Linked DNA regions of Mus musculus: all the other regions are linked to region 1. Evidence: chromatin loops called from intact Hi-C (ENCODE). Cell type or tissue: gastrocnemius. All regions are shown on one strand. Region 1 overlaps Lmod1 (leiomodin 1 (smooth muscle)). Region 2 overlaps Rnpep (arginyl aminopeptidase (aminopeptidase B)). Region 3 overlaps Rnpep (arginyl aminopeptidase (aminopeptidase B)). Region 4 overlaps Timm17a (translocase of inner mitochondrial membrane 17a). Region 5 has its middle 4.8 kb from the start of Gpr37l1. Region 6 overlaps Arl8a (ADP-ribosylation factor-like 8A). Region 7 holds the start of Elf3 (E74-like factor 3).

Region 1 (4,000 bases):
TCTGAGGCCCTTCAAAAATTGCTTTGAAACCTGGAGCTGAAGTGTCCGGACAAGAGGAGTCCTTTAAGCACGTCACAGAGAAGATGGCACTGCCCAGAGCCCATGTAGCAGGCATGCTGCCAAAGGCTTATGATGCAGAAAAGATGTCTCCCAGGGACCACATTTGGACCCCAGCCTCACTGTCCCCAGGGCCAGGATTCAGGTCTCTGAGGAGCCCTTGGGCAAAGTTGCTGGGCCAGTGGCACTCTATGGGACAGTGGTAGAGGCTGGAGGGGATGAAAGTCCAAAGGCAAAGTAGGAGGGCAGAGGATACTACAAACCCTCCACCTGATATGCCTGGGCAGCAGGCATGGTTGGACAGTGCCTGAGAGAGGGTAGGCTCCAGATGGGAGTAGAAAGACAGACAGACAGCAGCTGGACCTGAAGGGTTGATGCCAAAGCAGACATTTTCTTCACATCACCTGCTGCTGTATAAATAGCTATATATCTGTTTTTCCATAAGATTTTGATAATATATACAAACCTTTAGCTTCAAGTGGCTATACCTCACCTTTTTTCATGTTAATGGTCCTAATGTTCCCAATGGTCCCAGGTTCCCTAAAAGGCCTCCCAAAGCTCAGGGTCCCTGGCAAGCCATTCAAGGTGACAGTAGACATCATCCCTAGAGTCCGTGTACCACTACAGAAAGGGCAGTCTGGGGGGAAGCTTGAATTCTTGAGACAACCTTGTGACCTGGTGTTCCAGGTCTGTTCCTCAGCCAGTCTCTCTGCCTCGTATCTGTGCCCAGAACTGTTCTCAGGGGCTGAGAGTCACACAGGGCCCCGGGATGGCTATATTAGGCACGTTCAGGAATGATCATTCCGTGACTCTTCCTACTGTAGGCTCAGGGCCAGCTCTTCACAGCAGTTACAGGCGAAGGAAGGCAGAGTGAGTCAGAGTGACTCAGGGAAGGACAGCTCCTGCACCCAGTGTGACTTAGGGCCAGAGGTACCTCTCCACCCCCAGCATCCCCTGCTGGAGGCAGAGCCACCACAGCCATCACCGGGGGTACATGGAATACTGTCCCAACTAGGGATGAAACTCAGAGTCAGGTTCCACGCCCAGCACAGAGGCCCTGTTTTCCATCCCCGGCACGATTTCTTTCTGATTTACTGCCCTGACGGTAACTGTGCCACCATGAAACTGCCACCTTGGTTCTGGGTCACAGACAGGTGCTCTGCCTTTTTGTTTCTCTTTTTGTTTCTTTTTTTCTTTTTCTTCAGTTAGCAGAGAGCAAAGCCATTGGAATATGGGTGGGGTCCCACCTCCCTAAGGAAGTAGGGTAGCTGTTATAGGGTCTGGCTCAAATCAGAGAGGGCTAACTCATATCCCAGGGTACACTCTGATCCCATTCCTTCCCAACCCGTCTATCTACTGCTCAAGTAATGGGCTGGCCCAGGGGAGGAGAGATACCAGCGCTGGTTCCCAGATCGCAAAGAGTATGCTTTGGAGTCAAGCCCATGAGCTTTCATCTGATGGTGCAGGGCACTAGCTAGATGCTTAAGGGTGCTTCTGCTTATCTTCCAACTCTGTGATGTGGAAGCCAATCGCCTCGATGTTTTGCAGATAGAGTTAATCAGCTGCACGTGGGTACATGACGAATAAGAGGTAGGGCTGAGGTCTTAACTCCTCTCTGCTGCTGAAAAAACGGACCAGTGATAGTTTTTCACAATGACATTGGAAGCCAAATGGAACTAGTTTTACATATATAAATATATAATTTCCTCTTTTCTATGTAGTCCTGGCTAACATAGAACTCCTAATGTAGAGCAGGCTAACTTCGAACTCTTGAAGATCTGTTTGCCTCTGCGGGGATTAAAGGTGTGTGCTACCACACCGGGCCAGTCTCCAGACTTTAAGTCTCCTTTAGAACCTTTCACCTTTGCATGTTTTTGTTTGTTTGTCTGTTTGTTTGTTTACTTAACTGGAAACACGATTTAGACTGGGCTGGGGGCTGGGAGCACACACACTTCCCAACTCTCTGCTTCCCAGAGCCAATTAGGCCTGGGATGACGTAATCATTTCTAAGTGCGTTTAAACTTGATGTGGGAGCGCAGCGCCACCTCGAGGAAAACTGCAACCCAGGCTCTTCTACTCCTCAGAGCAGCCTGGCTCTGGCGGCGGGAGGTCAAAGAAGAGCAGAGAGGGGGAAGGGACTCCAGCCCCACCCTACGCGACTGTCCTTGTCTTGCAAGACCCACCCGAGGTGCGGAGCGGATGCTTGAGCTCAGGACCCGCGGGATTCACAGAAGTGTTTCTGTCCGCTCCGCGAGTTCTGCTGTCCGCCTCTGGCTCCTGAGCCCGGAGTCACGCGTCTAGTGGATTTTTCCTTCCTAAAACCAAGGAAGGTCAGAACTAGCAATAGAAAAGATCTATGCCCATCTACCACCTACGTTTTAATAGGGGGCGGGGGAGGGGCGGAGCGGAGAGGTTCAAAGAAAGCAAATGATTCATTCAAGTTAATGAATCTAGACTCAACGCCAAGTCGTCGTCGTCGTCCCCCGCCCCCCCCCCCATCCCCAGGGAGAGCAGGTCATCTAGATCCAGGAGAAGCAACACCTGACCTCAGCCTTTCCCAGCATCCTCTTCAGCATCTACCTCCTCTGTTCTTTCCAAGGTTCCATTGCAGGTCTACTGCCCCCAAACCGAGAAGTTCCTCCTCCTGCTCTCGTTTCGCTCCACTTTCCCTGGCCAGAGAGGGGGACCTAGAGCGGGCCTAGGACCAGTGTCTGTCTGGCACGTGGACACGGGCAGTTAGCTAGGCTTTTATATCTCACTTTGTCCCTGGAGCTCAACGTATGACCTATGACAATCAAAGGGCTCCGGTCTCAGGGCCGAGCCGGGAACTCCATGCTTACTTGGCCACTGTTGAGGAGTAGGATCTGGACACGGGCCACTCAGAGACCAAGCTTTTCTGGAAAACCAAGTTCTCTTGTCGCCATCTGGAGGACCGAGCACAACCTTCACCCCTGAGAGCAGATGCTATCCAGCTGAAATCAACCTGCGAGTCAGGCACCAAGGGTGCTGCACTCATTGGGAGGCCCGTCAGTGCCCAAAAACCCTTCTCCCCTTCTGGAACTCCCTCCTCCTCCCCTCTTCCTTTCCTTCCCCTCCTTCCCTCATAGCCAGAAAGACTTTTTTTGTCCAGGTGCCTCCCTTCTAGTCAAACACCCTGCGTCCTCCTCTTCCTTAGCTTTCCCTTGGCCCCGCTGTATTCCCACATTGTCTTTTGCTCTAGCCCTCTCCCCTCCCAGAACCCAAACCCCTTGGAGCTCTGCCAACCCTACCCCTGACAAACACTCACACCTGAACAGGTCCATGTTTGTCTAGGGTTGTGCGTGCTTCAGCTGAGAAGCAAGCCCAGGGTCTCATACAGTGTATAGGCCTATTGATTGATTGATTGATTGGTTGATTACATAAAGCCACCCCTCCTCTTCAACTAGATTCCTATACCACCCCCGAGGCTGTTCGGGGTCTCCTCCTATCCCAGCAAGGCCACAGTTACATCACTGGGGTCCCCTAGTTCTTAAGTGTCCCTCCTGCATCCACTCTCTTTCTCTTTCTGGCGTGTGTAGTTTTTCAGGATTGCTAAGTGATGGGAAGGGGCAAACATAGCGAGTTAGGCTTCCCCAGGCCTTTCTGGGCTCTGTTTACTCCTCAATGAGACACACAGACACACACAGCGGACTGGAAATTAAGAGTATCTGAGGGAGATGGAGTGTTATCCTCGATGGGACTCTGCAGCTCCTCCCCCCCCCCCGCCCCCCAGCACTGGAATGCTTCCTCTTTCTTCTTAGAATTCTTATTTCCGGTGCTTTGCTGTGTTAAATAGCCCTTCTCCCCCTGCAGCTCTGGCTGGGGCAAACCTATACTATATCCTATACTACAAAGCCACTTGTCATAGGGTCCCAGATTGCTGACTCAAGGGCAATGTATTCCGTCACATACTTCGACATCATGC
Region 2 (4,000 bases), 100 kb before region 1:
CCTCTTATCCCCACCTCCCCCAAGCTGGGGTTATAGTCGTGCCAAAGTTTTTTTATTTTGTTTGTTTTGACTTGAACTCAACATAAAACCCAGGCTGGTCTTAAAGTTATGGCTATCGGCTGCCTCAGACTCCAACACACTTAAGTTCACCTTAAAAAAGAGATTTTTCATTTGCTTTTATGTTTTGGTGCAGAGGGTCAAACCCAGGTCCTCATATATGACAAGTAACATTCTACCAACTGAACTACACTGCCAATTCAGGAAATTGAAGTCTGTCTTCTCTCTCTTTCTGTCCTCTCTCCCCGTCCCTCTCTCTCTGGGGATTGAGTCCAGGGCCTTGTATACACTAGGCATATGCTGGACCATGGAACTCCACCCAGCCACCAGTTATTATTCTGTGGAACAGGGCCTGGGGTCCTGAGCTGTCTCTCCAAATGGCGATTCACCAGGAACCTATGACGCCATGTCTTCCTATCTCATCTTGCTCATTCTCCGAGTTCTTGGAAGCCAACAGCCCAGTTTCTCTGCTTACCTGGAATGGAATCTACTCCCTTCTTCTTCAACTCAGGGAAATACTCCAGGTAGAATTCCAGAAAGTCTTCAGCCAAGATACTTTGGAATTTAAACTCATCTACATAGGCCTGTGAGGAGGGACACGGTTGTTGTTGTCTCTGGCCGCCCTGGGGAACAGACCCCCCTCCCCCCCTCATCTCTCAGTCCCTCTCTGACCCCTTACCTCTTGTGGTTGGGCCCCCTACCCCTACCCTAGCACTCTGGCCCAGCTGCTTTACCTGTTCCTTGTCCTTCTCCCCACATGGAGAGTTGACTGTACCTTGAGAAACTTGTCAAACTGATCCTGATCACCCACCAGGTGGGCCAGGTATGAGACAAAGCAGTAACCTTTCTCGTAGGGGGTCTCATTGTAGGTGTCATCGGGGTCCACACCTGACAGGGGAGAGAGTAGACAGGACTGAGTGTTTATACACACCCCCTCTGCCTTCAGATTACAGACTGACTGTTGGAATTGACCCGACTACACCTTTCCCAGTACAGCGAAGGTTTCTAGGCCACCGATAGTCCTTCCCATGGCACGTCAAAGGTGATAGCAGAGGGTCAGTATCTATGGATCTAAGACAGGGTCAGGAAGACCAGTGGTTCAAAGGGGCTAGCACATTTCCTTGGGCAGGGCCTTAACTACCTCTTAAGGCGGACCACGCTCAGACTTTTGAGTCCGGTTGGTCACCGTCTACACAGTCAACCTCCCCGATGTTTTTACAACTGTCCTAGACTTAAACTAATCACCAATGTACTAGAAGTTCATTTTACAGTCAGTGGCACCAGAGAACACATGCTTCAGTTGCCCAAAAGGGTTTTAGGTTAGTCACACGTGAAACTAAAGAAAAATGCTAGAAAGCAGGAAGCCCAGAGCTGACAAGTCACTGGATCTGCCTGGTTCTGTAACATGAAGCTAGCATGATTTACCAGCCTCGTTCCTGGGCAGCGATAAAGAGGAACAGGGGGACAGAAGAGCAGCTATACAAAAGCCACAGCCAAGTCATTAAGAACTTAGTGGCCGAAATGGTTGTGTTCAGTTGGCTTACAGAGCAGGGGATGGCCAGAACACTATAGTGGCCCACCACTCAAAGGAAGCATTCTAACATGTGGCTCAGACTAACTTGGGGCTCCAAGAGTAATTTACTGGGGTGAGGGTCAGGGAGACAGGAAGACAGAGGAGCCTTCTGGACCTGGTTCAATCTTCACCCGGAGCTTGTTGAGTGGGTTTTCCTCTCCGGAGACATTCATGTGCTGACGCAGCAGAGCCCTCCCTGTGGCAGCCTCCAAGCAAGTGTAAGCAGCTCCTGGCCAGAAACAAACCACAAACCCCAAGTTCACCAAGTCTACATTTCCCCTGACAGAGGCGCTGTGCTGTCCTCTTGTGGTCTGAGGCTCAACGGCATTACCTCCCAGAGTGACACAGAACATGACTCAACCCCTCCCTAGCTCTCGGGGGTTTGGTGAACCTGACTGTGGGTCTCTGTCCCACAAGGACTAGGGAAACCCTTCCTTGTCAACCATAATGAATGTGTTTTTATTTTTAGGTAACAACTTGGTCTCTATGAAACTTAAAATAGTTTTCCTCAGATGATCCTGTGTGCAAAAGAAACTGTCACCTTCAAAAATGCCAAACACCTAGCCTGGGCGTGGTGGCACAGGTCTTGACTCATCTATTGTCAGGGGGGAGCAGAGGCAGGTGGATCCCTGTGAGTTTAAGGTTGGTCAGTCTACACAGTGACTCCAGGCCATCCGGGGCTACATAGGAAACCTTGTCTCAAAAGAAGAAAAAAAAAAAATTTAACTGTCCCTTACATTTCCCCCTAGCTTTAAAGATAGTACCTTGGGAGCCAGTGGCGTGGCTCAGTAGGTAAAGGAACCTGGCACCAAGCCCTAGTGCCTCCAATCAATCACCAAGGTTAGTATAAAAGGAAGGAAGCCATTCCAGAAAGCTGGTCTCTGACTTAAACACAAACACTGTGGTGAGTGCATACAGACACACACTTCGACTCTGCCACTCACTACATGTTCTGACTCTGAGCCTCACTTGGCCTCAGTTTTTTCTTCTGCCCAATGGGAAAATAAAAGTGTGCTATGGGATTCTAGTACTTTAAAGCTCTGCTAAGCTAAACTCACTATGTAGTCCAGGCTAGCCTTGAAGTCAGTTCAGGCACCATGCCCTACAGGATGTGGTCTTTCCTTTTTTATTTTTTAAGATTTATTTATTTTATTTATATGAGTACACTGTCACTATCTTCAGACACACCAGAAGAGGGCATCAGATCCCCATTACAGATGGTTGTGAGCCACCATGTGGTTGCTGGGAATTGAACTCAGGACCTCTGGAGAGCAGTCAGTGCTCTTAACCACTGAGCCATCTCTCCAGCCCTGTCTTTCCTTTTTTTAAGACAGGGTCCTACTATATGACCCTGGATGGCCCAAACTTGTGACCTTCCTGCTTTAGTTCCCCAGTGCTAAGTAAGGACTCACAACTGTGAGTCACTATGCCCAGTTTGCCACAGGATTCTTATGGCTGATTAAGAGATTCAGAAACAAAATCTTGCTCTGTTCACTTTGAGTAAGAGTACAGCGCTGATCAAACTATTTGGGACGGAAAGGATAACACACACTGAAAATCTTTACCATGTTCAGACCCAGAGGTGATGTTTTTCTTTTTTGGTTTGTTTTTTTTTTGTTTTTTGTTTTTTGTTTTTTGTTTTTTGTTTTTTGTTTTTTTTTTTTTTTGGAGACAGGGTTTCTCTGTATAGCTCTGGCTGTCCTGGAACTCACTCTGTAGACCAGGCTGGCCTTGAATACAGAAATCCGCTTGCCTCTGCCTCAAAGTGCTGGGATTAAAGGCATGTGCCACCACTGCCCAGCTGGTTTTGTTTTCTCAAGACAAGATTTCTCTATCAGCCCTGGCTGTCCTGGAACTTGCTCTGTAGATCAGGCTAGCCTTGAATCCACAGAGATCAGTCTTCTGCCCCCTGAGTGCTGGAATCAAAGCCATGTGCCAGCACCTCCAGGGCAGAGATGATGTTTCTAATAGTCTTCCTTACTGAAATCTGCTGAGGTAAGGTATGCACTGACGTGTGTGTGTGTGTGTGTGTGTGTGTGTGTGTGTCACAGCATTTCTTTTTCCTTTTGAGACAGGGTCTCCTGTAGCTCAGGCTGGCCTCACTAGCCTCGACCTTCTGATCCTTCTGCCTCTACCTTCTGAATGTGAGAATTACAGGCATGCACCATCATGCCCACTTTAATGTCTGCCCCAGAACCCAGAGACCCATGCATGCTAGGCAAGTACTCCCCACCCCACCCTGGCCTCAGTTCTGAGCATCAGTACTGAGTACTCAGCCTTGTGCTCATCAGGCACTCACTCTACCTAACGGGCTATGTTACCAGCTCAAACCCTATTACATTTAACGAAAAGTTTTTAAACTCTTTTCTT
Region 3 (4,000 bases), 88 kb before region 1:
GTGGATGCGCATGTAGGTATGTGCATATAAGTGAAGGTGCCCGTGAGGTGCTAGACCCCATGCACAAAGAGTCATAGACAGTTGTAAGTCGCCTGATGTGGGTGCTCTGGAAGAGCAGAAGTGCTCTCAACTGCGGAGCCATCTCCCATTCATAATCTCAAGGGCAAGCATACCAAGTTAGGTCACCTCACCTCAATAAGAGCCGAATACGTGCATTTCACTGCTGGAGTGTCAAAGCAAGGGAAAAAGGCTCGGTTTAAGACCGCCTGACCCTGGGTATAGACAAAGGGTTTCTTCTTTCCTGCTGTCTGCTCAGGAGCCAACCAGCAAACCTAAGAGAGAACAGAGAGGCATTTCAGAGCAGGCAGATCATGAACAGAGAAAGGAGCTGGCTGACACGGGACATTTTCATGACATATCATAATCATTAAGACCTTTCTGAGGATCACTCTGTCCCTGACTGTCCTGTCCTAGTGTGTGTTTAATCTACTCTGGAACAGGCTATGGTCTCATGCCCGCCTCACAGGACAGACACAGCATTCCCACTGTATCGCATGGGTATCTCAGGAATCAAATCAGAACCTCGTACTGAGATTCTGTGTCCTTCTGGCTGTAGCCGTTTCTCATCTAACCAGAGTTAGATATTTGCTTGTTTATTTGTTTTGAAAGGATCTTAATGTAGCACATGCCATGCCCAGATTTGATGTGATTTTGTAATGAATACTTATGAGGTGATTAGCTCTTTCTTGCAGGTTGTAAGTTGACTCTTATTCTCTCCCATAGCTGGGTAGACTGGATCTCCCTTTTAAGGTATTTCTTCCAGTGATTCTTTAGAAAAGCCCAGAAGAAGGAGGACAGAGACCTTGCCTTCGTACAGGTGTGGTGAGATGTCTTGGTGTATCTCAGTTTCTGATATACCAGAACCTATCTACAGTGCAAGGATATTAGTCATAAGCTGGCTTTCAACCACCAGTTGTTTCCAAGACACAACTGTAGTTTTCTTAGTTACTCTAGATCTCCTTTCTGAGTGCTCAGGGTTATGACTGGTATTGAAGTATATCACTGAGACAATCAAGGCTCTATCACGAAAAGAGACCAGCCTTACTTCTGCCTGTAGCAAAAGGAAAACATACACAACGTAGCTAAAACTGTTCATGTGTGTTTGTATGAATATGTATCCATTTAAAATTGAAGAATGGGTTACACTATTCCAAGAAGGATTCATAGGTGAAATAAAAGTGTCTGATCAGGGCTGGAGAGATGTCTCAGAGGTTAAGAGCACTGCCTGATCTTCCAGAGGTCCTGAGTTCAATTCCCAGCAACCACATGGTGACTCACAACCATCTGTAATGGGATCCGATGCCCTCTTCTGGTGTGCCTGAAGACAGTTATAGTGTACTCATATAAATAAAATATTAAAAAGAACAAAGTGTCTGGTCAGACCTTTAAGGGCAAGCAAGAGTCAGATGTTAGAAGGAAAGAGAGAAGCCTTTCTCTAGCAGGTGAGAGAGGAAAGGCAGGCCTGGATGAAGGTTCTACCAACTGCATAGCCTCTAGGAGTAGGCAGAAGATGTGACAGGATTTTCCCTGTCCAATTACGTTAAAATATTAATGTAGCAGGAGGCCTGTTATTGGACAGAGAAAAGGGAGGCAGAGCTAGGAGTTGCAGAAACAGAAAGCCTCTCAGGAGAGGAAAAAAAAAGCCAAGATGGAGGCAGACAAACAGGAAAACCTGAACCAGCATGGCTTTAAATAGCCACAGGTAGTTACGATGATATTATAAAGGTTAGAATAATTGGGATAGTTTGTCTAATCTAGGTGGGCAGCTTTTAAAAAGATTTATTTAGTTATTATTATATGTAAGTACACTGTAGCTGACTTCAGACACAACAGAAAAGGGTGTCAGATCTCATTACAAATGGTTGTGAGCCACCATGTGGTTGCTGGGATTCAAACTCAGAACCTTCGGAAGAGCAGTCAGTTCTCCTAACCGCTAAGCCATCTCTCCAGCCCGGTGGGCAGCTTTTATCATTATCAATTGATTCTGAAATTATTGTATTAGCATCTTATGAATTGAGAATTTGTTGATACATAAATCCGATTGGCTAATTATAAGCTTCAAGAGTTTTGATTTACTTGGTTACTGGTATGTGGGACCCCCCCCCCCCTCCAGATTACAGGAGTTTATGGCTGAGAAGGAACTAGCAGAGCCAGAGACAAGCAAACCAGAGCTGGGAACACAGCGATTGGTCTCCGTGGCGCACTAGCTAGAGACAGAGTGGGCGGGTGCATGGGGCTTGGCATGGCATCAAAGGGAACTTGGGAGCTCTGCCCCGCCAGAGAGTTGGAGGGCAGAGAGTAGCCCGGCAGGACACGCCAGGGCAGAGTTGCCTGCAGTAGTGCGGCCATGTGGCTCTATTTTAATAGTTCCTGCAACAGTAAGACACTAGAGATACATAAGAAAGTCACATTAGATATTGAGTTTTTCTTTTGCCTGCTTTTGCTCAAGTATAGTAAATGTAATTAGTCTTCCAATAAATACAATGTAGTGTGGAAGGCAGGAGGTGGCACAGTAGAAAAAGCTGAAGAATACTAATGTAGAGGAGTGACCGAGGTCAACCTCAACATACAGATGACATGTTGCTAATACACTGACTCAATTCAGTGTGATCCAAGTGAATTTCCCCTCTACAATGTACAATTCCAGTCTAATCATGTAGTCATTGGGAAAACATCTGAAAATTTCCAGTAGAAGAGCATTCTATAACATACCTGACCAGCACTCCTCCAAACTGTCAAAGTTATAAAAAACAAACAAACAAAACAAAACAAAAAAAAAAAACAAGGAAAGCCTGACAAACTCAAAGATGGGCAGTTACACAGCTAGCTACAATATGCTGCTTTGCCTGGGCTCATGAATCAGGAAAGGAAGTAGGTAAAAAAACTAAGATGCCGCTAAAGCCTGTGGAGCCTTGTTAGCCTGACAGCTGGTGTGTGCCAGCGCTGACCGACCAGATGCTAATAGGGAAATGGAAATCGTGGAAGATGCGTGAGGAGCTGTGCCCAGTTATGCCGTTAATCTGTCTTTGGTTGTTATTTTGAATTTGTAGTCCTCCTGCCTCAGCTTCCTGAGTACTGGGACTTCGGGCAATGTGCCACCATGCCTAGCTGGTATCGGGCGTTTATAGAGAGAGAAAGTTCACCAAATTTTGTCAAGTATTTAGACAAGTGCCTTGTACATCTTAGGAAACCCTGTACATTATCCCTCCGCCATCTTTGTTTACGGTGTTTTGTTTGTTTTTGCTTCGTTTGTTCTTAAATGATGTGAAGGAAACAGAACGGGGAAACGAGGAAACCTGGGCACTACCGCCCATGTGAATTCTGGGAGAAGGCGCTGCAGTGCTTGAGGGAGCGCGCTCATCAGAATGGTTGCAAAATCGGGAAAAGAATGCATGCCAATGTCCTCAGTGAAGACCTCCGTAGTCCAAAGGGCAACCCTTTGGAAAGCAGAGAGAGGCCTCAGCCATGATGTTTTGAAGGACAATAATTGATTCTGCTCTATAACTTAAAGATAGTGGAAGAGCCGGGCGGTGGTGGCGCACGTCTTTAATCCCAGCTCTTGGGAGGCAGAGGCAGGCGAATTTCTGAGCTCGAGGCCAGCCTGGTCTACAAAGTGAGTTCCAGGACAGCCAGGGCTATACAGAGAAACCCTGTCTCAAACAAACAAACAAAAGATAGTGGAAGGATAATGAGCAGGGTTTCCTAAGATGTGCAAGGCACTTGTCTAAATGTTTGACAACATCCGGTGAACGTCTAAACCTAGGCACCTGATACGGGCCAGGCATGATGGCACACTGCCAGGAGTCCCAGCACCCAGGAAGCTGAGGCAGGAGGATTACAAACTCAAAATAGATTCTGTTGTTAACTTTGACAACTTTAGAGTATGCAAATTTAGGGAGGGTTTAATTTTCCAATCCTGTTTAATTTCTAGCTCCCACTG
Region 4 (4,000 bases), 57 kb before region 1:
AGAACATTTACTACTTACTCTCCCAAAGGACCCAGGTTCAATTCCCGGCACTCACATGGCAGCTCACAACTGTAACTCCAGTTCCAGGGATTTGATCCATGGATACCACACACCAAGTATTGCATAGCAAAACAGCCCCCCCACAATAATAGTAGTAGTAGTAATAATAATATATATATATATGTATGTATGTATATTAGACTGCAAGTGTAATCTATTTCTAATCCACTGATGTGATCATCAATAATATCAACCAACCCTGGCTTCCAGTGAATATAAAATGAGACCAATCACTCACTCACCACTGGAGAATTTCGAAAACCTTTGAAGGCCTGGAAGATGCCACCACCTATGGTGCCCATGGTAAACGCACCGCCACAGTCATCTACAATTCGCCAGGGGCTAAACACAGGAAGGAAGAAAAGATGACCTTAGTTCTTATTCATAAACCACAACTTTTTTTTTTGTTTAATATATAAAAGGATGCAACAGGTTCCAATGTGGAGCCCACTGTGACCAATAAACTTAGCTTGTAAAACAGGGGTAAGGGTACTGCACTCATCCACAGCCATTCAAGCCTCCAAAGCCAGAGGCTTTAACAGTTGTGTCCTTCTTTAAAAGAATGGCAGCATGGTGTGGGCCATGTCTTGCCACCACCTGCCTCCTATTGCTGCCTCATCCCCCTGTGTGTTGGCACTACAGTCCACACCGCCACACCCAGCACTTCAGTCACTCACAGTAACCTATCTTAAGTCTGTTCCAAGATGAGCACTATAAAAAGCAAATAAACAGAAATAAAGCAGAAGGAACTGTAATCAACAATATTGATTCAGCTTCTAGAAATCAGTGGATGATCTTTTAAAAGTCTAATGTCAGCCAGACGTGGTGGTGCACGCCTTTAATCCCAGCACTTGGGAGGAAGAGGCAGGTGGATTTCTGAGTTCAAGGCCAGCCTGGTCTACAAAGTGAGTTCCAGGACAGCCAGGGCTACACAGAGAAACCCTGTCTCGAGAAGAAAAAAAAGGAAGTTCAAAATAGCATTTTAAGCTTAAGTTTTGCATTAGATCCATTTAACACACTTGAATAAGCCGGGTGTGGTGGTGCACGCCTTTAATCCCAGCACTTGGGAGGCAAAGGCAGGCGGATTTCTGAGTTCGAGGCCAGCCTGGTGTACAGAGTGAGTTCCAGGACAGCCAGGGCTACACAGAGAAACCCTGTCTCAAAAAACCAAAAAAAAAAAAAAAAAAAAAAAAAAAAAAAACAAAAACAAAAAACAAAAAACAAAAAAACCACACTTGAATATTTGACAATTAGAAGTTAAACTTGTAAACCCACCATCCAAATGCAGCCCCCTAAAATAGACAATACTGAAACCTGAGTAATCCATGCGAGTAAAACCACTCACTCCTCTAGGATCCGGCTAATAAGACTCCAGGACCTGACACACAGCATCTCCAGCCTTGTTAAGTCAACTGTGTTTCTGTAAGGATTTATGTAAGCTTCTCTTTTGTTATCACACAAAGCCTACACACACACACACACACACACACACACACACGATCACCCCACGCCCTACCCCCACAGTACAGGGTAAATTCTGTTTCAAGCAACTCTCAGCAGAGTTGTAATTCTCTACCACCATCTCCTTCCAAATAAGAAGCTGGGAGTCTAGTGCACTGCTGGCACACATCATCCACCATGTTTCTAACCTAAAGGAATTCTGTGAAACAAACATTAAAACTGTTGTTTCTATAGTGTTCTTGTGTATAGATGCTGTCGTCTATCAATGGGGTGGAGGAAGTGAGGGAGGCTTCACCGCTCTGGAGTACAAGCGTCCACTGGCACAGCATGTGACACAAAACAGAAGACCCTAGCAAATGAGTGGGAATGGGCCCGAAACAGGGCACTGGCTGCTTCCTGTCTTCACAGACGTCCCCCCAGGCTCTGTCAGCCTGGCACCGCCCCAGTGACAATGGAATGGTTGGCTACTCCAGAGCTCCTGTCAACTCTCCATCAGTCCAAAGGCTGTATAAAAACCCTGGCTGCTGTGCAATACAGTAGCTCTGCACCTCAATGCTGGCCTTTGGAATCTGTTTGGCCAGGTTAGTGACTCCGCCTCCTCACCCACTCCTTGATCCTGGTTCCCACACACATGCTGCCTGGGCAAGCACAGAGAGGTTTACTTGGGCTTATAAACAATTTTACAACGAAGTCTAAAGTTAGCAACAACAACAAGAAGTCGTTTGTAAGTAGTATGTCCATTAGAAGTAGAAGAAATTTCTCAGTGTGTCACACAGTCTCAAGAGATATGTACTTGGGAGAAAGAGACAGAGACCAGCCTAGGCTACATGGTAAAACTCTATCTTAACCCCCAAACTATGGTCCCTCCCTATAAAAGACAAGCGCTATAGTAAGCCAGCACCTGGTCCATCACTATAACAGTAGTATATTTTATTTATTTATTTATTTTGGGTTTTTTTTTTTTTTTTTTTTTTGAGACAGGGTTTCTCTGTGTAGTCCTGTTGTCCTGGAACTCACTCTGTAGACCAGGCTGGCCTTGAACTCAGAAATCCGCCTGCCTCTGCCTCCCAAGTGCTGGGATTAAAGGCGTGCGCCACCACCGCCCGGCAACAGTATGCTTTTAAACTTGCCATTATTGCTCACTAGAATCTAAATAATGACTAATTTCCCTTTAGAATTCATAATCTTCTAACTTGATAAAAAGACTGGGACTATCTCCTCTGTATTTTACAAATGAACGAAGGCTCACACAGAAGTTAAGTAGCCTGCCCCAGATGGAATAAATAACTAGAACAGCCAACTTAAGCACAAAAGTTGGTACTCCAACCCCCCGCAAACTCTGTCCACTCTATTTATAGATCCTAAAGCACTCCGAGAAAGCAACAAAGAAGTATTATGACAATGATTAAACCATCTACTGTTTCAGACAGCGCTGGCCTCAGAACACACCAAGAAAAAAAAGGAATGTCCAGTAACTTATCAAACATCAAGACATGGCCTTGCTATGTATCCTGGGCTAGCCTAGAACCTAAGTGCTGAGATTACCAGCATGCACAGTGCACTCTGATGAAAATATGTCTGACACAAGGTCTAACCCCAGCTGCCCTAGAACTTGCTATGGAGCCCAGGCTGTCCTTAAACTTGCTGGCTCTCCTGCTTCTACCTCATGAGGCCTGTGCCACCTGACCTGGGGAAAACTCAAATGTATCAAAATTACCCCTCCTGCTAATCTGTGTCATTATACGGCATCTAGTACCAATTTATACAGTCCAGCTAAACCCTGCATATCCAACCCCAACACATGGAGATAACCTCCTCTGAGGACAGAAGGCTGAAGCATACTTTTGGGAGTGCCACCAAATAATAATTTAAAATCCTGGGCAGACACACTATTTGAGGATAATACCCTGACGCTCATTACAAACAAAAACCCAGAATACCAAGATCTATTAGCTTGTGACACCTGAGGCTTTATTCAAACAACTGTTGAGACTCGACAGCTATTACATTAATTTACTGCAAACAGCTATGCCTGATTTACTCTTGTTTACACCTTGAGCCAAGCATACAGCCCTTACTTAATAAACACTTAATGAATTTATGTCTATTCATGGCTTTTCAGAGAACACACGCAGCTCATCTCTTCCTATTTTCCACATACTGATATATCTTTTTTCTTCGGGAATTCCACATAGGAAAGGCCGCTTCAGCCTACAAGGAGCTCATCCAGCCCCCTTGGATGTTGGGTGAAATTTGTGGTCTACTCATTTGAAATGCTTCATCGTGGGGACACTTAGTCCTCATAGGCATAAGGCCTCGGGTATGGCACTCGGAGATCTACATTCCCTTCGTCGAGGCAGAAACTGAGCAGAGCGAGGCTTAGGGACGTGTTCAAGGTCGCCTCAGCAGGCAGAAGGGATCATTATTGTCCCCGCACAAAGTCGACAGCACCTGCCATAGGGAGGAGGTTCCAAAGCTC
Region 5 (4,000 bases), 200 kb before region 1:
TGACTCACAACCCTAAACCCCTCCCCTGCTCCTTTGTAGCTTGCAGGGCTGTAACAGCAAAGAGCTCAGAGATGATCTACGCCAGCCCTTTTACTTCTCAGACGTGGAAACGGAAGACCTGCGAGGCCAAGTCCCACGGCAACAGACTCGGGCAGCCACATCTATACTGTGCGATCCTAGCTTGCTTCACAGGCAGGTGCTGGAACCCAGATCGGTGGTTCTCAACCTGTGGGTCACGGCCCCTTTGGGGTTGAACGATCGTTTCACAGAGGTTACCTATGACCATTGGCAAACACAGGTGATCACACCATGATTCATAACCGCAGCAAAATTTGTTACAAAGTAGCGATGGGCCGGGCATGGTGGCGCATGCCTTTAATCCCGGCACTCCGGAGGCAGAGGCAGGTGGATTTCTGAGTTCGAGGCCAGCCTGGTCTACAAAGTGAGGTCCAGGACAGCCAGGGCTATACAGAGAAACCCTGTCTCGAGAAACCAAAAAAAAAAAAAAAAAAGTAGCGATGGGATAATTTTATGGCTGGGGGAGGGGGGGCCACCACAGTGAGGAACTATATTAAAGGGTCTTGGCACTAGGAAGTTGAGAACCGCTGGGCTAGATCTTAGCACAGGGCTGATGGAAGCCAGAGTTAGGCCTCTGCTTTTCTTTCATATTCACACATATTTTTCATTCATTCTATATTCTAGCCCATCCTGCTTCACATTGTGCTTGCATATGCTAGACACTCCGTGTAGTTTGAGCTGGAAGACGACTCAGTGGGTAAGAGAGCTAAGAATGTGAGTTCCAGGGGCTGGTGAGATGCCGCAGTGGTTAAGAGCACTGACTGCTCTGACTGCTTTTCCGGAGGTCATGAGTTCAAGTCCCAGCAACCACATGGTGGCTCACAACCATCTGTGATGGGATCTGATGCCCTCTTCTGGCCTGTAGGTGTACATGCAGACAGGACGCTGTATACATAATAAATAAATACATTTTTTTTAAAAAATGAGTTCCAATCGATGGCACTTGTCTTGCAAAGGACTTGGGTTCAATTCCCAGAACCCACATAATGGCTGAGGAATGACATACATGCGTGCAAGTATTCACACACACAAAGTAAAGAAATATTTTTTTTTAATTGGGGGCTGGAGAAATGGCTCTGGTTAAGAGCACTGACTGCTCTTTCGAAGTTCCTGAGTTCAAATCCCAGCAACCACATGGTGGTTCACAACCATCTGTAATGACATCTGACACCCCCCCCCTTCCTGGTGTGTCTGAAGACAGATACAGTGACTTACATAAAAATAATAAATAAATCTTTTTTTTAAAAATGTGGCTCCATATACCCATAACTCCAGTGCCACGGGGCAGAGATAGAAAGATGTCTGTAGCTCTCTGGAGCCAGGCTAGCCTCTGGTTTACTGACAGTCCTTATCTCAAAGGAATAAGGCAGAGTGATGGAGCATGACACCCCATGTCTCCCTCTGAGTTTGTGTACACAGGCGCACACATTCATGAATGCACACACACACACACACACACACACACACACACACACTTCTTCAAATGCCTAAAAGGACATGCAATCTCCTTGCTGATTTCCAGTAAGACAGCTGAAATGCCAGAGGCCACTAGGTGGAACCAAATAATCAGAGTTGGAGACTAAGACAGCTCTCAAGCCTTGGTCCTCTCCTGTCCCCGGCCTTAGCTAGCCCACAGTACCCAAGTCCAGCCCACAGTTCTTGTGAGCTGCCTGCAGATCTGATCCAAACACAGATGGTGGTGGTACTGTGTGCTCACGGCTACCCAACACCTCCAGAGGGGCCACCTACCTGCAAAGTGCTCTCCACCCTCGGCTGCTTCTGGAAGCTTCCGGACCAGGCCGGAGGAGCACTTGCTTGGAGAACCCCAGAAAGGCACTGAAGGTGCAGAGCTGTAACAGCAAAGAGCTCAGAGATGATCTACGCCAGCCCTCTTACTTGGCTTACCTTAGCTCCTGCGTAATCTCCCCTTGACTCTCCATGATCCCAGGAATTCCCCGAGCTTCCACCTGGGAGTTTCCCCCACTGGTAGCTAAAGACTACATGCAACATGCTATGTAGGTGGGAGGGAGAGACTACATGCAACATGCTATGTAGGTGGGAGGGAGAGACTACATGCAACATGCTATGTAGGTGGGAGGGAGAGAGGGAAACAGAGACCGGGGCTCTCCCTGGCAATGAAGTAGGTGAGGACTCCTCACCAAAGAAAATAATACAAGCCCATATTTCACTGAGCAAATGCCACCTTGTACACGACTCGCAGCTGCTCAGTAGCTCAAGTGCTTAACCCTGCTTCGGCTCCTCACCCATAGCATGGGGCAGCAACAGGCTCCTGAGAAGTGGGAAGATCAAATCGGTGTGAATACTGGGGGTAATGTGGACTCACTTAAAAAAAAAAGATTTATTTATTTTATGTGTATGAGTTTTCACCTGCATGCATATATGTGTGCATATACACCTACATACATAATGTATGTGTGTGTGTGTGTGTGTATGTGTGTGTGCATGTGCACCATGTGCCACAGATCCCTTGGAACTGAAGTTATAGAATGAGCTGCCATGTGGGTACTGGGAATTGAACCCAGGTCCTCTAGAGGAGCAGCCAGTGCTCTTAACCTCTGAGCCATCTCTCCAGCCCATATGACTCACTAGCCACTAGCAAGAGAAAATTCACATCTTCCCTTGTGAGAGAGAGTGCTAGCTATGATTTTTCTTTAACAGGGCCAGAAATCAAAGCAGAAAGGCGGGAGACAGCTAAAATCGAGTATGACAGATTCTAACAGGGACATCCTGTTTCGAGAAGCCAAATAAACTAAAAAATAAAGAGCTAAAAGTTGCATATGTAGTTCATTTTACAAACATTTGTTGAGCACCTACTGTGTGTTGGGCTTTGCCCTGGCTGATCAGAGCCAGGGTGAGGCGCAGAGGAAGCCCTGGTGAAATTCACCTTTGAGCTGTGTGTGAGAGTGCGCGCCAGAACCAGGAGGATCAGCGCAAGTCTGAAGCAGCCTGGACTGTGTAGCAAATTTCCAGGCAGCCAAAGTACATCTAGGGACTAACATAAAGAGGGAGGTTGGAGAGATGGCTCAGTGGTTAAGGATGCTTGTTTTCTGTTCAGAGGACCTGAACAGATCAATGTTTAGTTCCCTGTACCTACTTCCGGTGACTAATGACAATCTGTAACTCCAGCTCCAGGGGCTCTAGCACCCTTTTCTGGCCTTTAAGGGCTCTGCACCCAGATGCACAAGCACAAATTCACATATAGACACACAAATAATTAAAAAAATAATAAATAAGTTTTCAAAATAAAAAGAGGGAACATGAGAATTGGGGTTCACCTTATTGTGAAGGATACGGCCACTAAAAAGCTGAATCTGCAAAACAGCCTAAAGGGTGGTGAAAGGCATGGAGGGAAAGGACAGGGACCCGAAAGCCCATGGGACCGCCTCACCCTTCACTTAATCGTTGGCGAGAAGTAGAGGTGCCTGGCTCTGAAGTCTCACAAGATGCTGTGACAGTAAGATGTGGTCACTGTGTGGCCTTTTATATATAAATGAAAAGGTTCGGCGCTGGGTTATGGCTTAGAGGGAAAGTAATTAGCCTGGAATGAACAATGTCCTGGCTTCCATCCCTAGCTTGCCAAAAATAAATAAATTAATTAATTAAAAAACAAAATCAAGCCGGGCATGGTGGCGCACGCCTTTAATCCCAGCACTCGGGAGGCAGAGGCAAGTGGATTTCTGAGTTCGAGGCTGGCCTGGTCTACAGAGTGAGTTCCAGGACAGCCAGGGCTATACAGAGAAACCCTGTCTCAAAAAACTAACTAACTAACTAACTAACTAACTAACTAACTAACTAACTAAATAACTAAATAACTAAATAACTAAATAACTAAATAAATAAATTCAAAATAGGGTAAATTTGGGATGGTTGTTTCTATTTTGGGGTGGAGTTTGTTTTTGTT
Region 6 (4,000 bases), 210 kb before region 1:
GGAGCTGTGACCTTAGGGTGGGGGGAGACTGCAGAAGGGAAGCTAAGAACCCAATGGCTTTCAGTTGTCTGCCTGCTCCTGAGGCCACCTTCTCCCTATCCTCTTCTCTCTCAGCTCTGGGACATTGGGGGGCAGCCCCGTTTCCGAAGCATGTGGGAACGCTACTGCAGAGGAGTGAGCGCCATTGTGTAAGTAGGGTCTCCCCACCCTCCCGCCTGCAAGCCATCAGGCCTGATGCAGAACCACACACATGGTCCCTGTTAATGCCTGCTGCCTGGACGTGGCCTGCTTTTATTATTTTGCATACTGTTTATTTGAATATATATATATTTTTAAAAAAGAATTTATATTTTTTTAAAAAAGAAAATTGTAATATATATACAGATCTGATCAGCCAGCCTACAGTGTCTCTCCCAATCCAAATCACCATGTCTTGAATTTTGGGTAGTTTAAGTGACTCCTTCCTTTGCCTGTTAATTTTATCCAGACAAGGGATGTAACTTGGTCTGAAAGCTCTAGCATATATAAGGCTCTGGGTTCAACTCCAGTCTCACACACACTCTGGATTCAACTCCAGCCCCCCTCCCCCCACCTCACATACACACACAAATAAAAAAAAGTATGCCCAGTTTAGTTTTCTTAATAGAATAAACAGTGTTTTGTCTTTTTGTTTTTTGAGACAGGATCTAACTATGTAGACCCGTCTGGCCTGGATCTCACTATATAGAAAGACCATGCTGCCCTCTAACTCATAGACTTCCCCCTCTCACGTGCTAGGATTAAATGCATGCATACCATTCCCAGTTTAAACTTTTTTTTTTTTTTGGTATATTTTGTTTTGTTTTGTTTTTCAGACAGGGTTCTTCTGTGTGGTCTTGGCTGTCTTGGAACTCGCTCTGTAGACCAGGCTGGCCTTGAACTCACAAGAGATCTACCTGTCTCTGCCTCCTGATCAGCTTAAACCTGAGTTTTTATACAAGCATTGTAGCCAGGTGGTGGTAGCTGGCACATGCCTTTAATCCCAGCACGCAGGTGGCAGAGGTAGGCTGATCTCTTGAGTTGGTGGCTAGCCTGATCTACATAGTTCCAGGACAGCCAGGGCTACACAGAGAAAAAAAACCCTGTCTCAAAAAAAAAAAAAAGAAAAGAAAAGAAAAAAGGAAGGAAGGAAAGAAAGAAAGAAAAAGAAAATAGCATTGTACCCTGTCCCTTGGTAGGGAGGCCTTTCCTTTTCTACTCTGGTCCTATCTAGGCTTTCCATGAAAATGTAAATGGGTCACTTTGGGCCCGACTCACAGCTAATCCTACAGGCTCCAGTTCCACAGAGGACTGAGCCTGCAGTGCTTCACACCTATGTTTGGGAAAGTGTTCTCTGAGTCAGACCAGGGTAGTCCATTTCTCCAGAGGCGACCAGGCTGGAACTGGAGGCCTTCTTCCCCTCAGCAGCTCCTCTTCCTGTGTGCCTCAACCCACGGTATCCCTCACTGCCTTCCCCAGGTATATGGTGGATGCTGCGGATCAGGAGAAGATCGAGGCCTCCAAGAATGAGCTCCACAACCTGCTAGACAAGCCACAGCTACAAGGCATCCCGGTCAGCTGGAGATGGAGCGGGTGGGAGAGGGAGCTGATCAGAAATCACGGGGCGGGGGCGGGGGAGGGGGGGAGCGCCGTACAGCCGAGGTACCCAGGTATCCTTGCTCTAACTCTCCCCGGCTTGCTTCCTGTATAGGTCTTAGTCCTTGGTAACAAGCGAGACCTCGCCGGAGCGCTAGATGAGAAGGAGCTAATCGAGAAAATGTGAGCTGAGTGGCCTTTCTTTGTGTGCTTCAGCTCCCCCAAATTCCCCAGCTGCCGAAGGCTTCTGGGCTGGGCTTGTTGCTGTTCTTGGTGTTTACCACATGGTGGCAGCAGAACGTATCTTTCCCAGAAGCCTCGCCCTCCTCTTGTAGACCTTTTACTGAGAAAAACACCCTGCCCTTCCCTGGTCCCTTAACTGCTCCAGCATCCGCTGACTCCTCTCTGGTCTTCCCGCAGGAACCTGTCTGCTATCCAGGACCGAGAGATCTGCTGCTACTCCATATCCTGCAAAGAGAAGGACAACATAGGTGCGTGGCTTGGGGAAGTTGCTGGCACTCTGCCAGGAGTGGCTGGGCTGAAGGGAAAGATACTTCTGATGCGGTATCTGGGAAGTCCATACCGAGCCACTTTGTCCTTGGGTGCAGCAGGCAGCTAGGAGGCCCCAGTTCTGGGTGTTACCCTAGCCCTGCCCCCTCTTCCACTTCTGAGATTGGTTAGAGCAGGTATTCCAGTCCCTTCTTTGCTAGCTGTGGCTTTGTGTCTTTTATATCACTAGCTTGGAGCTTTTGGTGCGGGGGGTGGGGGTGGGGGGGGGTGGAGCTGGGGGTGGGGGGTGGGGGGGGGTGGGGTCACAGCTCTAAGCTTGATCCAGGCTGCCATTGCAGGAACCTGGCTTAACTGTTCATACCTCCCAGGCCCTTCTCACACAGGGAGGCCTTACAACTTTCTCTCTTGTCTCCCCTCAGACATCACCCTACAGTGGCTTATTCAACACTCAAAGTCACGGAGAAGCTGAGACTGTGGCTCTTCTTCTGACTAGGGACCACAGTCACCTAACCTGAAGCCGAGCTCCCCGCCCACCCTGTTGTCTCTCCCTAAGCCCACTCCTCCTCACCCAGTGTGGGGAGGGCCCTCTGGGGCTCCTAGAGCCCTATTCTGCTGAGGTTTCAACTCCTGTTTTTATTGTAAAATAATTGCCCTCTCCCCAAGTCTGGTCCCCTAACCTCTCTCCCTTGCTCTCTTTTTCCCTTCAGCTACCCCACTCCCCTCCCTGTCAACAGCCCTGGCCCCGCAAGCCCTCTCCTCACTCTCTGCCCCACCCTCCTCTTCCCCTTTCAACACTCTGTTATTGTCCTGTGTGTACAGTATATATATGTATATATATTTTAATTTTTTAATTTAAGCAAAGACTAAGATCAACCATTTGATGCTGCAGGGGCCAATCGGGACCTGGGAGGGGCAAACTGGAAAGGCAGAGAGAGATGCAGGGTCGATGTGGGGCAAGTTCATATGCAGAAGAGGGGAGACTGCCACATAGGGCAGTGGTTGTCCCCATGTCCTGTAAAGTATCTCTGTCTCCCAGTGGAGGACCTGAATTTGAAGGCCAGCAGGAGCCTCCTTTTCTGTCCCCAGCCTTGATAGGGCCACCAGGTACAACCAGGTCTAAGAGGGAGGACCAGGGTCCATGTCGTCCCAGCAACCCCCACTGTCACTGTTCCTGGCCCCAGGTCCTGCCCCTACCCAGGGTCCCCACCTCCACGGCCCATCTCATTTTCTGTTCTCATTTCACAGAGTTGTACAAGGAGAGAACTCAGCATGGGAGGGTTGGTTCTTTGGTTTTGTTTGTTTGTTTGTTTGTTTGTTTAATTTAATAATTTGTAAAGTGATGTTCCTCTTCCTTTTTACAGTTTTCAGCTCATATTTAACCTCTGTTTGGAAAACGATCCTTGTAACTGTACATTTTTTTTTTTGCCTCCTAATAATGACAACAATAAATTACCAATTTTGTGTTGGGGGGTGTGTATGGTGCTGGTTGTTTCCCACAGATATCACCGACCAGCGGACCCACAGGGGCATGAGCACCACTACACATCATACACAGGGATGACCACAGGGTGCCACACCTACAGGGAACACATACTCACGCTCTCTGGAAACACAGTGGCCTATCACGTGTGCTCACACTGGGACAGCAGCCCACACGTGTTTCTGGGCCCTGCTTGTTGTCTGCTTCTCACTCCTGTACGCTGACAGCTGCCAAGTGGCACTAAGCAGGTCTGTTAGAGGAGCTGCCCAGACCTGGGCCTTTCATGTGGCATTCAAACTGAATTGCTCTCCATCATAAACACTTAAGCTCATGGCCCCCTCTCAGTCTACACCTGCTTGTTCCCATATAGCCAGAGTGGAGCCAGAACAGAACTCT
Region 7 (4,000 bases), 110 kb before region 1:
CCAAAGACTAGCCGCAGCTCCTCCAGCGCACAGCTGCAGAGGGTGGCTCCGTCCATGTCGCAGCGGGAGAAGTCGATGGAGCTGGCGTCATACTTGTTCTTCTCCACTTGGTAGCTGATCCACTCCAGAACCTGGGTCTTCGACCAGAACTGGGGCCGCTCGCTAGTCCAGCTTGCCTTCTCTGCAAGGTGGAGTACAGCCAGAGGATCAGTCCTGTCCCTTTGGGATCTTGTCTGAGGTCCTACACAACCCGAGGAGGGGCGGAGAGGGACAGATACATATCCACAATCACAACATGGCTAGTTCTCAAGTTCATCCTCCCTTAATCTGTCACCACAGTTCTTATATTCCCACCACCTCAGCCACTACAGTCTTCTCGGGACTAGGAACACAGTCTAGCATAAATAAGGTCTTGTTTGGGTTCTTTCCCCAGTACTACACAAACATATGAATGAATAAATCCTCCCCAGCCACTAACTCCAGGATACCCTTCCTCCCTGTCCATTTATCATCTAAGAGCCTCTCAGATCATTGGTGTCCTGTCTGTAAAGATTTTACACAGCACTCACCTGGACCTTCCAGTGTCATCTGTTGGTTGTTCAGGGTCAACACCAAGTCTTCAGTGCCAAAGGTAGTCGGAGGAGCAGGAGCCAGGGTGGGGTCTTCTGAGCTGTACATGGCGTTGAAGTAGTTACTAAAAACGTTGCTGATCTCACAGGTGGCAGCCATGAGGGCCCCTGGGAAGAGGAGACAAGGTGGGGAGGGTACAGGTCAGGGTACACTTCCATTTCTGTCTGGCAAAGCCTGGGCAGCAACAGCCGAGAGGCAGGAAGTTCAGTGTTGCTGTAGACATTCTCTCTTCAACACCCCCCCCCTCCACCACACACACACAAACACACACACACCACCACCACCACCACCACCACCACCACCACCACCACCATCACCACCAAGAGCCAGCTACTTGGGGAAGCTGAGGTTGGATGCTCTCTTGAGCCTAGAAGGGTCAGGCCAGCTGGCGCCAAACTGGGAAATTCGGCTCCGAAAAATAAAAATAATCTCAAAGCGGGTGGGACCATGATACAAATTCTTCTGGGGCTCTCTCCACAAATCACGTGGGCTCCTGAACCAAAGAAGCCACCCTGTCCCTCCAAGACACCGATCTGGTCTCTGACCAGTCCCAGAATACACCCACAGTAGCCCCAACACTCCAGCTAGGAACCTCCAAGCCTGAGTGATTAAGTTCAGAACTGTAAATCCACTGGACGGTTCCTGAAGCCAGAGTTAGGGAATGTGACCGTACCGAGGTGTGTCAGGGTTCGGTGTGGCAGGCGGGTGAGCAGGCTTCTGAGGCCACAGGAAGGGAAGAAATCTAAGCGGTCGAAGGCTCCGCAGGTAGCAGTGATGAGTGTGGCCAGGGCGCTGCCCCCACCCGCTCTAAATAGAGCAAAGCAGGAGCTCCTCCCCTCCAGGTCTTCGGCGTACGTCCCCGGTTGTAACCTGAGCTGGTGGCTCATTGGATGCTGGGGATTTCCTGGCCTTCAGACTGGGCTCCCTGTCCCAGGTGATTTGCATATTCCGTGCCACTTGGCCCAGATCCTAGCAGGCGGTGCTGGGAAATCAGGCCTGGCTGGTTTAATGATTGTCAGAATCTGTCATTCCGCACCCTCTGGGGTTGGGCCCTGGGTACTGAACTGGGCAGGTGGCGGGAACATTGCAGGGGTGGGCATCTGTGCCTTAGGCTGCCCTCTGGCCCTGGAAATTCTTCCTGGGGGCCTGGCCAGGGCTGAACTGGGGAGGAGAAAGCAAGGCAAGGAATCTGAACCGGTGGCTGGGTCAAGACTGATGCTTCCAACTGTCTAGAGGTCTAGAGACAAGAAGGGCCTGGTGAAAGTTACCGAGGCTAAGGGGTTTCCTCCACAACACCCAGAAGCTGGGATTCTGAAAGCGGCTAGGCAACACACTGGGCAACATTCACGGTCCAGTGGTGGTTTGGGTCTGATAGTCTGTCTAGTCAGCTACAGAGACCATTTGCTGGCACTTTGCCTGTCTGGAGCCCACCCAAACGCGATGGTTGCTGAAGCGGTAGAGATCAGACACTACTTCAAGTCTTCCCTTGGTGCCTGTGGCGCTCTCCTCGCCTAGGGTCGGCTGGCGGTGCTGTTTGGTTTATCCGCGAGTCTGGTCTGCTCCTGATTACCCTTCTCTCCGCCCACTCCATTAGTATCTGCCTGCTGCCCTCTAGTGGTCAGAAGCCCAACATTTGAGTCATTACAAAGACAAACAGGATGCACATGTTAATTTACTGTTTACCGGGGCCCTTAAAAAACAAAAACAAATTGGGGTGGAGGAGGGCAGCGCACATCTTTAATCCCAGCACTCCTGAAGTAGAGGTAGAAGGATTTCTGAGTTCGAGGCCAGCCTTGTCTACAGAGTGAGTTCCAGGACAGCCAGGGCTACACAGAGAAACTCTGTCTTGAAAAACTAAAACTACAGAACAAAATCCCTCTGGAGATGCAGGAAATTGAACCCAGAGCTTCTTATGCAAGCATTCTACAAATGGGTTCTAGTCCCAGGATTCTGTTCATTTTTGAAACTTTGTCTAGCTACATATACCAGGCTGGCCTCAAACTCAAGAGACAGGCTCTAGAGATGGGTTAAAGGGTAACTACCCAGACCAACACCAGAAACCTTTTTAATATAACTATCCTCATCCAAAAACATCCAATAAGCAATGTGGGGCTGCTGAGATAGCTCAGTGGATAAGGATACCTGCTGCTAAGGATGCTATGGATGGACCCGTGTTCCATCCATACATGATAAAAGGAGAAAACTGACTCCTGTAATGTGGTACTCTGACCTTTATGTGCAAGTGTACACACACATACACACTAAACAAACAAGATATACACACACACACACACATATACACACACACATGTTTGCATCTTTTTTGAGACATGGTCTTTACATAGTTCTAGCTATCCTGGGACTTACTATGTGGCTAGCCTCCAACTCAGAACTCTACCTACCTCTGCCTCCCCAGTACTGGGATTAAAGGCACGCCCACTATGCCTGGCTGTAAGCATGGTTTTAAAAATATTTTTAAAAAGCACTGTTGGACACATGTGGAGATGCATCCCTTTAATCTCTCAACTCCCAAGGCAAGTGGACCTCTGCGAGCTGAAGGCCAAGCCTGGACTACATAGTGAGTTCTAGGTTATCAAGGGCTACATAGTAGTGAGACTCTTTCAAAAGAGAGAGAGAGAGAGAGAGTGAGAGAGAGAGAGAGAGAGAGAGAGAGAGAGAAGAAAAGAAATGATATATAGTTGTTGTCTTGATAAGTGGTTTGTTCAGGCTACCAAATTTGGAAAGTGACAAGCAGTTGTTGGTGCCTTTTCCCTCTGGCTACAACCATCCCACTCAGGGAATTTTTAAAGGGATATAGTAAGTGAGAATTCCAGTCACTTACCCTGGAATGTGGGAGTACAGCTGGTAGAGCGATTATTGCCTAGCAAAAGATATGCATGTGTCTGGAATTCCAGCGCTCAGGGTCAGTCAGTCTCAGCTACATTTGAGTTTGGGGCTATCTTAGGCTACAGTAGATTGTCTCAAAAGCAAAACCATAAAATTAGCAAAGAATCGAGGGTGTGGGACTCGATAAGCCATTAGATGTCTTGCGGCTCCAACTGGTTTGTTTTGCGTTGCCTGAGGAGATAGCTTCGGAGGCTATATGAATTGAGTAAGTTCTCTACACTGAACTGTCAGCATTTCCTGCATCTACGTTATAAGATCTGTGTCTTCTCCTCTCTCCACCCCATTTACAGACACACGACCCCCAGGTAGACCTCAAACGAAAGGAGATTCCTTTCTCTTCTAGGTACCCCATTGTCCCAGGACACAATCTGCCCACCCCCATAGGCTCCACTCTTCATCTTCAGAACGACAGGCTCCTTTCCTCTAGGTCAGGGCTGCTGGAAAACCAAGGGCTCTGGGTAGG

The links. Hi-C counts contacts between places; a loop is a spot of excess contacts. Peaks named below come from ENCODE experiments on the same cell type or tissue, not always from the same donor. Only the 100,000 strongest peaks of a DNase experiment are listed, where the experiment ranks them.
Region 2: a loop joins it to region 1, with 4 times the contacts of the local background. A loop is called at or near these places in 24 of 42 quality-filtered maps.
Region 3: a loop joins it to region 1, with 3 times the contacts of the local background. A loop is called at or near these places in 13 of 42 quality-filtered maps.
Region 4: a loop joins it to region 1, with 2.9 times the contacts of the local background. A loop is called at or near these places in 13 of 42 quality-filtered maps.
Region 5: a loop joins it to region 1, with 10 times the contacts of the local background. A loop is called at or near these places in 35 of 42 quality-filtered maps.
Region 6: it touches region 1 in a loop (4-fold over the local background); 18 of 42 quality-filtered maps call a loop at or near these places.
Region 7: it touches region 1 in a loop (6-fold over the local background); 21 of 42 quality-filtered maps call a loop at or near these places.

Annotation. Positions count from the first base shown.
Region 1 is chr1:135,366,296-135,370,295 of GRCm38, forward strand. Lmod1 (leiomodin 1 (smooth muscle)) reads left to right here. Exons shown (of 3, transcript NM_053106.2): 3 at 1-1,770. Among named protein-coding and RNA genes, the nearest start is that of Shisa4, 6.8 kb to the right of the region's middle. In gastrocnemius, CTCF peaks have their summits at 2,116 (motif pointing left) and 2,987 (motif pointing left); DNase peaks (open chromatin) are centred at 128, 2,128, 2,879 and 3,295; H3K4me3 peaks cover 1,236 bases; H3K27ac peaks cover 3,646 bases.
Region 2 is chr1:135,266,338-135,270,337 of GRCm38, forward strand. It overlaps Rnpep (arginyl aminopeptidase (aminopeptidase B)), which reads right to left. Exons shown (of 11, transcript NM_145417.3): 6 at 1,746-1,859; 7 at 833-945; 8 at 533-641. Among named protein-coding and RNA genes, the nearest start is that of Elf3, 9.9 kb to the left of the region's middle. In gastrocnemius, a CTCF peak has its summit at 1,915 (motif pointing left); no DNase peak of the experiment used is centred here.
Region 3 is chr1:135,278,576-135,282,575 of GRCm38, forward strand. Rnpep (arginyl aminopeptidase (aminopeptidase B)) reads right to left here. Exons shown (of 11, transcript NM_145417.3): 2 at 192-332. Among named protein-coding and RNA genes, the nearest start is that of Rnpep, 3.5 kb to the right of the region's middle. In gastrocnemius, no CTCF peak of the experiment used is centred here; DNase peaks (open chromatin) are centred at 2,309, 3,108 and 3,855; H3K4me3 peaks cover 1,573 bases; H3K27ac peaks cover 1,273 bases.
Region 4 is chr1:135,309,469-135,313,468 of GRCm38, forward strand. Timm17a (translocase of inner mitochondrial membrane 17a) reads right to left here. Exons shown (of 6, transcript NM_011590.2): 2 at 303-402. Among named protein-coding and RNA genes, the nearest start is that of Timm17a, 2.3 kb to the right of the region's middle. In gastrocnemius, no CTCF peak of the experiment used is centred here; a DNase peak (open chromatin) is centred at 1,983; H3K4me3 peaks cover 2,105 bases; H3K27ac peaks cover 1,996 bases.
Region 5 is chr1:135,170,493-135,174,492 of GRCm38, forward strand. No RefSeq gene overlaps it. Among named protein-coding and RNA genes, the nearest start is that of Gpr37l1, 4.8 kb to the left of the region's middle. In gastrocnemius, CTCF peaks have their summits at 924 (motif pointing left) and 1,635 (motif pointing right); a DNase peak (open chromatin) is centred at 1,649.
Region 6 is chr1:135,152,679-135,156,678 of GRCm38, forward strand. Arl8a (ADP-ribosylation factor-like 8A) reads left to right here. Exons shown (of 7, transcript NM_026823.2): 3 at 115-188; 4 at 1,498-1,591; 5 at 1,730-1,797; 6 at 2,035-2,105; 7 at 2,544-3,590. The coding sequence ends at 2,593. Among named protein-coding and RNA genes, the nearest start is that of Arl8a, 7.8 kb to the left of the region's middle. In gastrocnemius, a CTCF peak has its summit at 1,891 (motif pointing right); a DNase peak (open chromatin) is centred at 1,995; H3K4me3 peaks cover 1,116 bases; H3K27ac peaks cover 1,516 bases.
Region 7 is chr1:135,257,046-135,261,045 of GRCm38, forward strand. Elf3 (E74-like factor 3) reads right to left here and starts at 1,427. Exons shown (of 9, transcript NM_007921.3): 1 at 1,304-1,427; 2 at 570-737; 3 at 1-181. The coding sequence starts at 729. In gastrocnemius, a CTCF peak has its summit at 2,256 (motif pointing left); DNase peaks (open chromatin) are centred at 1,594 and 2,142; H3K4me3 peaks cover 1,132 bases; H3K27ac peaks cover 1,163 bases.